2 separate regions of the Homo sapiens genome follow, and region 1 is linked to region 2. Evidence: read pairs that join two places in POLR2A ChIA-PET (ENCODE). Cell type or tissue: Caco-2. All regions are shown on one strand. Links, peaks and the distances in the headings refer to the core of each region. The heading gives the core; the rest is flanking DNA.

What was found. Peaks named below come from ENCODE experiments on the same cell type or tissue, not always from the same donor. Only the 100,000 strongest peaks of a DNase experiment are listed, where the experiment ranks them.
Region 1: POLR2A ChIA-PET joins it to region 2 with 6 read pairs; 1 of 35 experiments calls an interaction of 5 or more read pairs at or near these places.

Annotation. Positions count from the first base shown.
Region 1 is chr13:44,877,185-44,882,560 of GRCh38, reverse strand. The region is part of intron 3 of LOC105370187 (a long non-coding RNA gene); the gene reads left to right. Among named protein-coding and RNA genes, the nearest start is that of TRE-TTC2-1, 38 kb to the left of the region's middle. In Caco-2, for the core only: a CTCF peak has its summit at 2,888 (motif pointing right); a DNase peak (open chromatin) is centred at 2,940.
Region 2 is chr13:44,521,021-44,526,396 of GRCh38, reverse strand. All of the region lies in intron 1 of TSC22D1 (TSC22 domain family member 1), which reads left to right. Among named protein-coding and RNA genes, the nearest start is that of TSC22D1-AS1, 52 kb to the left of the region's middle. In Caco-2, for the core only: no CTCF peak of the experiment used is centred there; DNase peaks (open chromatin) are centred at 2,776 and 3,111.

The DNA.
Region 1 (5,376 bases), core at 284-5,283, 360 kb before region 2:
GAAAAGATTTAGTATATGAGAAAGTGTTTGGCAAATACCAGATGAGGTCCCTGGAGTGGGCATGAAAGGCTGAGCAGGAATTGCACTTTAGCTGATCGTGAAGGAAAGAGAGTATTTGTGGGTATGGCAGGTGGTCCCAGGATCGCAGTGAAATGTCTCTTCTGCTGCCTCCATCTCCTGGCAAAGCTCCCTGTCCTATGTCGTGTGCTAGGGAGAAGCGTCCTCCTTTCAGAGGCCTCTGGGGGAAAGTGAAATTTAATTGTAGTTCTTTGAAACATTTCTGGGATTAGATAAAAGATGGGGAAAAGATCATTTCAGCACCCTCAAGGGTTTCTAGTCATGCAAGGGGTAAAGTCTTGAATATGCTTTTAATGGAAACTGTCCCTTTTTAAGAGAAGTCTACCTGAATGGGCTGTTTAATTGAGAGGCTATGGCTGGAAGCAGTCATTGCTGCCCTGTTTAAGGATTCAAAGACTGTCTTCATGGTAGGCAGAGGTATATCTTTGCAGCCAATGTTTCCTTTGGGAAACGGCTTCTTTCTGCCTGTGGACTCACACTGTGGCTTGTCTGCAAACACTGCTGTGGTTCTTGTGGAGCTGTGTATATTAGGTCCAACTTCGCTGTTTGCTGGAAGGAGGAGCAGAGACCCCAAGCGCATAGGAAGAGCAGGCTGGCATCACCTTGGCCTCGTGCTGGAGAAGGGACCACACAGACTTGGTCTGGGCTCAGCAAATCTCAACTCTTTAAGATGGAATAACCTAGAGTTTAAGACATATCAAAAGTGTAAACATAGTTGCTGACCCGGGTAGTTTTATGGAGGGAGGTATTCCTTCGAGAGAATTCATCTAGCTATACCTTATGATTTGTGCAATTTTCTATATGAATGTTATGTATCAATAAAACATTTGAAAATGAAAAGGCAAGGAGCTGTCCATTCTTTGGGTAATTTGGGAGATAGAGCTACATCCCCATTCCCTCGCCCCCCACACTGCATGGGTATAGCCTCCCCTGATACAGCTCCTGGGCATGGGGTGGAACACTTCCACCGAAGGGTATGGACTTGCACATTGTCATCTCTGGGAAGTTCTGAGACTGGAAAGAGGAGCTTGCTAAGCAGGCCTTTTATGGGGTGAGAGGAAATTCTCCCTCTCTCTAAACCTCATGGCCCTGGGCCCTGGGAAATTTTGGTAATACGAATTGGTGGCTTTGACTTGGGTAGAAAAGGATCTTGTAGATGAATGCTCATTAATCCTTTAAAAAATGGATGCTTATTTGATAAACATAAAATATAAACATTCCATTTAAGTGGAAGGAGTGGTCTGAACCAATAACCAGAGACTGGAAGACTGAGGTGTGCCGGGAACTGAGTGTAGGCTGGCTTAGCTGCATTGAAGCTTGGTGTGGACTCTTGGAGCTACATCTCTAGAAAGGGCATGTTGCTGTGCTCTCCCGTTCCCATTCTCAGCCCCGTTGTATTGTAATCATCTATTTGTCAGTATCTTCCTCTAGACACTAAGTTTGCAGAGGGCAGGCACTAAGGCTTTGTGTTGTCTTAATTTTATTTTTAAAATCAGATGGGGTTTCACCATATTGCCCAGGCTGGTCTTGAACTCCTGAGCTCAAGCGATCCTCCCATCTCAGCCTCCCAAAGGGCTGGGATTAGAGGCATGAGCCACTGTGCCCGGTTGACACTCAGTCTTTGACTTTCAGCACAGCTCTTGGGCTTAGGAAGTGCTCAGTGAGTGTCTGTTAAACAAATGCCTGCCTCTTTATGTGCACCTATCTCGGGACGTGTGTTCCCTTCTAAGCAATTTTCCCCTAGAGGCTCAGCTCCCTATCCCCAAGCCCAGTGTGAGGCCTGGCACAAATTCAGAGCTGTGTAGACACCTGGCGGGGGTGGGGGGGGGGGCAATAAGGTCCTTAACTAACTGAAAGCAAGAAAAAAAAGCTACGATTCTTTTTTCTCTCTCTTTCTTTCTTTCTTTTTCTTCCTCTTTTTTTTTTTTTTAGACAGAGTCTCACTCTGTCACTCAGGCTCAAGTGCAGTGGCACGATCTCGGCTCACTGCAACCTCTGCCTCCCAGGTTCAAGAGATTTTCCTGCCTTAGCCTCCTGAGTAGCTGAGATTACAGGTGCAAGCCACCATGCCTGGCTAATTTTTGTATTTTTAGTAGAGACAGGGTTTCACTATGTTGGCCAGGCTGGTCTTGAACTCCTGGGCTCAAGTGATCCACCTGCATCAGCCTCCCAAAGTGCTGGGATTGCTGTGGGCGTGAGCCACTGTGTCCGGCCTTGATTGTTAAGTACTCAAAAAGCAAAGTAGCATGGATCCTCTTTGTGTCAAGGAATAGGGTATGTCTGCTTATGAAAAGTTAAGCACTCGGGACTATTTTCATAAAAGTATGAAGTCATTCACAAGCATCACCTTGAGGATGAAACACTGAGTCTGACAGTGGGGCAAAGAATACCAGATTCTCTTTTAGGATGAATTCATTTCCCTTCTTCCAGAACTGACCCACTCCTGATGGGGCCTGAACAAAGATGGAAAAATGTGATGCTAATTTTACTACCCAATTTTATTTCTGTTTCAGCCCATTTTCCTGTTGCCAAGTTTCCTATTTGCCCACAAGGGGGGAGAAGTTGATGATATATTTAAAGGTTTAGAATCCTTTCGGTGTATCACACCATCCTAATTTTCCCCTGAGAAACCTGATGCTCCCGGAGGTACACAGAGTTTGGCGGCATAATAATCACAACAACTTCTATTTGTGGAGGATTTATGGGGAGCTGGAGCTGGACAATGGGCTGGCTAAACATTACATTCAATGATGTCATTTGATAGCACAACTTCCCATTTTACAGAGGAAGACACTGAGGCTCAAGCAAGTTTAGGAATCTTGCAGAAGGTCACGAAGCCAGTAGGTGGCAGACCTGGTACTTGAACATGGGCTGACTGCAGACTTGTGACACCTCTTTTCTAACTGCCTTCCTGGAGGAGAGAGGGTTGGATTATGATTCTGCTGGGTTCCAAAGTGGTGGAGGATGTGGATTATGAACCAGAGCGTAGAACATTTTCAGAAGACCACAAAGGCCTGTGAAGTCCCATTTACTGCTCAGACTTAGTACGTGCTTGGTGTCACTTGGGTCTCTGGGAGAGTCTGGCTTTTTCACATTATACTGGCTGCCACCAAGACACAGGTCTAGATGTCCCAGTGCAGAGTTGCAAACAGTTGCTATAGTCCTGTTCTTCTAATGCTTCCCAGGATGGTGCTTCAGATCCTCTTGCCCTCACCTGCCTCTTGTCTCAGCTGCTGTGGCACATGGGCTCCAGTTGACATCACACAGGTACAACAGTGCCTTGCCTATGTGCACACTGGTCACCTCCCGGCTCAGGGCAGAGACCTGCCTGGTGCCCATACATGTGCAAGCTGGAAGTGTTGGGGAGTTAATGCCCTCTGGGGTGAATCTTTGCCCAGTGAAGGCAAGAGATGATGGTCAATTCTTCCCTTCCCTGCATTCCCATGGACAGACTTTAGATGCCATTCACATGATTTCTCTGTGAGAAGCACCTGGGGTTTAATGAGTGTTAAATATATTTTGAATGAGTGCCCACAGATGTAGCCATCATTGGCACCTGGTGGCAGGCAGCTCAGTAACTGGCCCTCCTGAGTTGGTTCTCTTTCCTTCTCTGCTTCCTTCCCTTTCTCCCTTGGCCCTGCTCCCTGGGATTATACTCCCTAACAAAATAGGGACGTCTGAAGAATCCTATATTCATTCATGGTCTTCTGAGATAGCCAGCACACCTGGCATCAACAGGTGCTTTGAGTGAAGAGTGAGACACACTGAGATGGATGGAAAGTCTGTGACCTGGGCTGGGAGGCAAATTGCAGAGTGTCACCTCCATCATATTTCAAATAAGTTTCCGTTTAATTTCCACAGATCCATTTTCTTCTCCCCACTTACAATTCACCTTTTAGTGGCTTCCCTACGTGACTAAGACATGTGAGAAAACGGTACTTAAATACTAAAGGTTAGTCCAGCCCACTCGGTCTCTTTTTCAGGCACTTTCTTCTGCTGTAGGGAAGAGAGGTATGTGACATTAGTCTTTATGCTCACTTGACTGATACCTGATTGAGCAGCACTGTCCCAGGGTGGACCCCACTGCAGCTGTTCTCTGTGCAGGAAGTTCACACTCACAGCATTTGAGGAAGACAGGAGAAAGCTGCATTGGCACTGCTGACCTCCTGAGACCCAGGGGAAAGAAAGGGGAGATCCCTGCGCAAAGAGCAGAGTTAGGGGTTACAGTTTCTTACCACCTCGAGTGGGGTGGGTGCTTATGGACCGAAGAGGAGGGGTCTGATAGCATTCCAGCAGCCAGTTGAGCCCTGGAAACACTGAGTCCTTTTTTTACCCAGTCAGTGGGGTGTATTAGTCCGTTTTCATGCTGCTGATAAAGACATGCCGGAGACTGGGCAGTTTACAAAGGAAAGAGGTTTAATGGAGAATCCACAGTTCCACGTGGCTGGGGAAACCTCACAATCATGGTGGAAGGCAAGAAGGAGCAAGACACACCTTACGTGGATGGTGGCAGGCAAAGAGAGAGCTTGTGCAGGGAGACTCCCGTTTTTCAAAACCATCAGATCTTGTAAGACTTATTCACGATCACGAGAACAGCATGGGAAAGACCCTCCCCCATGATTCAGTTACCTCCCACCGGGTCCCTCCCGCAACACATGGGAATTCAAGATGAAATTTGGGTGGGGACACAGCCAAACCATATCAGGAAGGAACGGTACTTTTCCAGCAGTGTGTATACTGTTGCTACTCTGAGGGACTTCTATAAGATCCTCTCAAAAAACAGGGTTTATTTAATTTATTTTTTATTTATGATTTATTTATTTTTTTGAGACGAAGTCTCACTCTGTTGCCCAGGCTGGAGGGCAGTGATGCGATCTCGGCTCACTGCAAGCTCCGCCTCCTGGGTTCACGCCATTCTCTGGGACTACTCCCGTCACCACGCCCGGCTAATTTTTTGTAGAGGCGGGGTTCTACCGTGTTAGCCAGGATGGTCTCGATCTCCTGACCTCATGATCCGCCCGCTTCAGCCTCCCAAAGTGCTGGGATTATAGGCGTGAGCCACCGCACCCGGCCCCAAAACAGGGCCTATTAAGGGTAGTCCTGACTTTTACCAAGAGGCCAGAAATTCAGAGACACAAGCAACCCATAAATCAATACAGCTACACATAGAGCTTACACACAGAGCAATTGTGAGAGAGATGAAAATGAATGTAACTGGCACGAGCGGCTGCCCAAGCTTGGGGCACAGGGCTTATGATCCCAGGGCCTTATTGAGCCAAAGGGACTCAGTCCTGCCTC
Region 2 (5,376 bases), core at 157-5,156:
ATGCATTCTTTTTTTCTGTTGCTGTTTTTTTTTATTTCTGGCATTTCCTTTTGATTCTCAGAATTTTCATCTCTTTGCTTATATTACCCATCAATTCTTAACATGTTCTCTACTTTTTCCACTAGAGCCCTTAGCATGTTAGTAGTTATTTGCAATTGTTGGCCTAATAATTGCAAAATATCTGCCATATCTGAATCTGATTCTGACACTTGCTTTGGATCCTCAGACTGTTTTATTTTTCCTAACCTTTTAGCATGTCTAATGGTGTTTTTTGTTTGTTTGTTTGTTTGTTTTTGAGACAGGGTCTCACTCTGTTATCCAGGCTGGAGTACAGTGGCACAGTCTTGGCTAACTGCAACCTCCACTTCCCGGTCTCAAGAGATTCTCCAGCCTCAGCCTCGTGAGGAGCTGGGACTGCAGGCGCAAGCCACCAACACCTGGCTAATTTTTCTATTTTTGTAGAGATGGGTTTTTGCCATGTTGTCCAGACTAGGTTCAAACTCCTGAGATCAAGGCAGTCCGCTCACCTTAGCCTCCCAAAATGCTGGGATTACAGGTGTGAACCACTGAGCCTGGCTATTTTTTTTTTTTTTTTTTTTTTGTTAAAAGCTAGATATGATGTATTGGGTAAAAGGAACTAAGATCAGTAGGACTTGAGTATGAAGTTTCATGTTTATCTGGCTAGGGGTTAATCTGTGTTTATTTGCTGTTGATGTCAGAGGCTAGAATTTCCTATAGTGTCCTTGATCTTGTCTACTCTGTGGTATTTGGGTTTCCCTAGAGACTCCCTTTTATTTTTACTTTTTTAGAGACAGGGTCTTGCTGTGTTACCCAGGCTAGAGTGCAGTGGCACGATCATGGCTTACTGCAGCCTTCAACTCCTGGGTTCAAGGGATCCTCCTGCCTCAGGCTCTTGAGAAGATGGTACTACAGGCATGCGCCTCCATGCTTGGCTAATTTATCTTTTGATTTTTGTAGAGGTGGGGGCTCACTGTGTTGCTAGGCTGGTCTTGAATTCCTGGGCTCAAGTGATCCTCCTGCCTCGGTTTCCCAAAGTGCTGTGATTACAGGCATGAGACTCCTTTTTAAATAGAGCCTGAGCCTTACCATTCTTTCAGTTGTGATTTCCTGTTTTACAGGAGCTCTGTTGATTGTAGTAAGATGAGTGTTGTGGAGCGGGGAGAATAGTCTGTATGTAGTCCTGTGATTAGGCTCAGGTTTTTTGTGGGACAGTGCCCCTGGGCTTTCACCTTTACAAATGCTTCTCAGCTTTTTTACCCCCCTTAGGTGGAACAAGAAAGCTAGAGAGAGAACCCTAGTTGGATATTTTCCTTATTCCACTTGGTCAGGCTTTGATATACCCGCTGTTGGTTAGCCTCTGGTAAAATAATTTTCCTTAAGGTCAGTCCTTTGTTAAGGATAACAGAATGTTCTGGGAATATTTGAATATGGTTACTTTTTCCTTTTTTCCTTTCTCCTTCCAGAAGCACAGGGATTTTTTTCTCTTTTCTTTACCCTGACAACCTGATGGGGCTTTTGGAGTTAAAAATCATGGAAGTAGCTGGGCACGGTGGCTCACGCCTGTAATCCCAGCACTTGGGAGGCCTAGGCAGATGGATTACTTGAAGTCAGGGGTTTGAGACCAGCCTAGCCAACATGGTGAAACCTCATCTCTTCTAAAATAATACAAAAATTAGCTGGGCATGGCGGGTGCTGTTAATACTCAGGAGGCTGAGGCAGGAGAATTGCTTGAATCCGGGAAGCGGAGGTTGCAGTGAGCCAAGATCGCGCCATTGCACTCTAGCCTGGGTGACAAGAGTGAAACTCCATCTCAAACAAACAAACAAAAAAAATCATGGAAGTGTGGGGAGCCCCTTAAGGCTGGTTTGCCAGGAGTTTCCATCTGTCAAACTAGTCCATATTTAGACTGTCTTAATTAATCTATTTAAGTTTTTCTTCCAGTTGTTGGCTTCAGCAATAGTTGCTGCTTCTGGTAAGCTGTGATTTTCTGTATTTGCTTGTTTCTTTAGTTTTGGAGGAGGCAGCAGATTGTCCTGTGATCTCGGTTCTCTGATGGATCTAAGAGAAGCTACTGATTTCCAGTTCAGTTTTTTTTTTTTTCTGTTGTGTGGACAGGAGTGACAGCTTCACTAGTTGAACTCAAAACTGGAAGTAGTATGAATTTTTCAGTGTCTGAATTTGCCTTCAATTTAGTTTGAGTCCCACGACTTAGAAGTAGGCTGTTCTACTAGGAGCTTTTTAAACCATTACAGTTATTTAATTTGATTCATTTAATCTCTATTGAGGATCTACTAAGTTTCATGCATCTTTTATTATGTATAGTATTTCATGCACTGGAAATATTAAGATGCTTCTATCCCCATACTTCTTTTTTCAAAGGCTTTTTCTCATTGTTCTCTAGAGGATGGGTCTATCTCTTATATTTTGCTAAAGATTTGTTGCCTTTTGTATTTTATCTTTCCTTCTATTAGCAAATGTTTTTCTCTATTAGCTCATTCTCATGAGTATCTAATTATGCTTTCATACATCATCTTAAGGAAGCCACCTTGGGTCTTTCCACACCCCCTAACTTCTGCAATCTCTGTTCACTTTCATTATCAAGAGTTGTCTACTTATATTGTTACAATCTCTCAAATTTAGTTTACTTTTCAATCTATTCCATTCTGGTTGTCGCTTCTGATACCACTGTGAATGCTCTGTCATCAGGGTCCTCCCTGTTGCAAAATCCTTCTTCTCTGCGTGCCACATACTCCTACCTCCCCACCTCAGGCTCTGGCAGCCACAGATCTTACTATCTGTCTAGTTTTGCCTTTCCTGGAATGTCATAGTGTTGGAGTCATGCAGTGTGTAGCTTTTTCAGACTGGCTTTCACTTAGCAATATGAAAGTTTTTTTCATGTCTTTTTGTGACTTGGGAGCTCATTTCTTATTATTGTATATATCTACCACAGTTTGTTTATCCATCATCTAATGAAGGACAGCTTGGTTGCTTGATGTTTTTGGCAGTTCTGAATAAAGCTGCCGCAAACATTCCTGTGCAGGTTTTTATGTGGACTTGTTTTCAACTCATTTGGGAAAATACCTGTGTGTGCAATTGCTGAGTCATGTAGTAAGCCTGTGCTTAGCTCTGTAAGAGACTGCAGACTGTCTCAACTCGACTGTACTGTTTTTGCATTTCCACCAGCAATGAATATGAATTCATTTGCTCTGCATTCTTAGCAGCATTTGGTGTTGTCAGTGATTGTAGCCTGTCTAATAGGGGTGTGGTAGTATCCATTGTTTTAATTAGCATTTCTCTAGTGATATAGGGTGTTGAGCTCCATTTCATGTTTTTTTTTTTTCTCTATTATCTTTGGTGATACATCTGCTCAGATTTTTTGCTCTTTTTTAAGATTTTTTCTTTATTGTGTGTTAAGAGTTCTTGGTATATTTTAGATACCAGTCCTTTATAAGATGTGTTTGACAAATATTTTCTCCTAGTCTGTGGCTTGTCTTTTCATTTTTTTTAAACAGTGTTTTACAGAGAAGAAAAATTTTCAATTTTAATGAAGTCTACCTTATCAATTTTTTCTTTATGGGTCATGATTTTCGTGCTGTGTTTACAAATATATTGCCAAACAAGATTTTCTTCCTCATTATCTACAAGTTTTACAGTTTTGAATTGTATGTATAGGTCTGTGATACTTTCTGAGTTAACTTTTGTGAAAGATAAAAGGTCAGTGTTGGATAGATTATTTTTCCTTTTGCATGTGGTTGTCCAGCACCATGAAGACTCTTCCTTCTCCACTGAATTGTCTTTGTACTTTTGCCAAAGATCAGATTTACCTCTTAAATCTTTGTCAAACCTGTCCACTTCTCACCATCTCCATTTTCAATCTCTTCAAGCCACCATCCTCTCTTGCCTAATTATTGCAGTAGTCCTTACTGGTCTTGCCTTATCTGTTGATCCCTGTTTTATTCACAGAATATGATTTGTGATTTTAAAGGCATAAATAAAATGCCTTTTCTGTTTAATATCTAATTGCTTTCCTTTATACAAACAACAAAATCCAAATTCTTTATCATGGCCTGTGAGACCCTAAATGATCAGGCCCTACCTTTTCTTCCAACTTTACCCTCATTCTTCCTCTCCAGCCACCTTTGGCTCATTTAGTCTCTGAATGTGTTACTGTCTACTACCTTAGGGGATTCCTAATGACTGGAATGCCCCTTTTAAGTCTCAGCTTAAATGTTTCCTCTTCAGGGATGCCTTTTCTAGTCATTATATCTAAACATTTAGTTCTCTTCCTTGACTTTTACTCTCTAACATTACATCAATTCTTTACTACTATTTTGCCCAATTTAAAAGCATATATTGTTGGTCTATTTATTGTCTGACTTCCTGAGACCAGGGATCACGTCTGTCTTGTTTGCTATTGTTTTTTTTAGCAGCTGCTACACAGTAGGCGCCAAACAAATATTTTAAGGAAGAAGACATAGGCAGCCTTTGAGATGCCCAAATTTAGTGAGGAAGATCCATATGTATGTAGGTAAATTATAGTGCCATTTTAGTGCTGTTAGAAAGTTGTAGTTTTGGAAAACAAGTAATGAAAGGTTAAGAAAGAAAAATCTTTCGGATTCTTCCTCAAGTGTGTGAACTTTATAGCTGTCAATTTATGAAGTCTTATTGCCTAGGTTTCTTTTTTTTTTTTTTTCCATTCTTTGTCACTTTTATTCAGTAGGTTTTTTTTCCCTTATTTTCAGTGCCAGACATGGCGAGGAGTGATTACAGCCAACTGTTATTAAAACATTTGTTCACAACATATACCCCCTTTATACCACTGACCCCAAACTGACTCATTTTATGTGCTTTCATTCTTTCTTTTTTTAATATACCACTATCAAGACCGGGTGGAGGGGGCAAGGGTAAGAGAGATGAAGGGGAGGAGTCCAGGAGGCCAGAAGAGGGGAATGCTACAAGCCACAGTAAGAATGAGCTGTATTTAATTTAAAAAAAAGGGGGAAGGGGTGTACCCCACAAATGATACAGTAATGAGGATACACAATTAAATCCCATAGCATGACTGAAAGCTTTCACTGTGTTTGACATCATCACAATGGAATTGCCTAGGTTTCTTAGCTAAAAGTAAGTTTGTATCTTTTATTATTTGATAGTGGGGGGTTAGCGTCCTAGAAGTCCCAGACTTAGGTTCTCAATTGTCTTAAGAAACCATCCATCTGTATTGACAATATGGGTGCTCTAGGGGCAGTCTTAAGCCCAATAAGAGGTCTTTTAGCGCACTGAGCTTTTGCTCTCTAGGGTCAGTGTTTGGATTTGAATATCCAGCACTGCCACTCACCTTGGGCAAGTCATTTA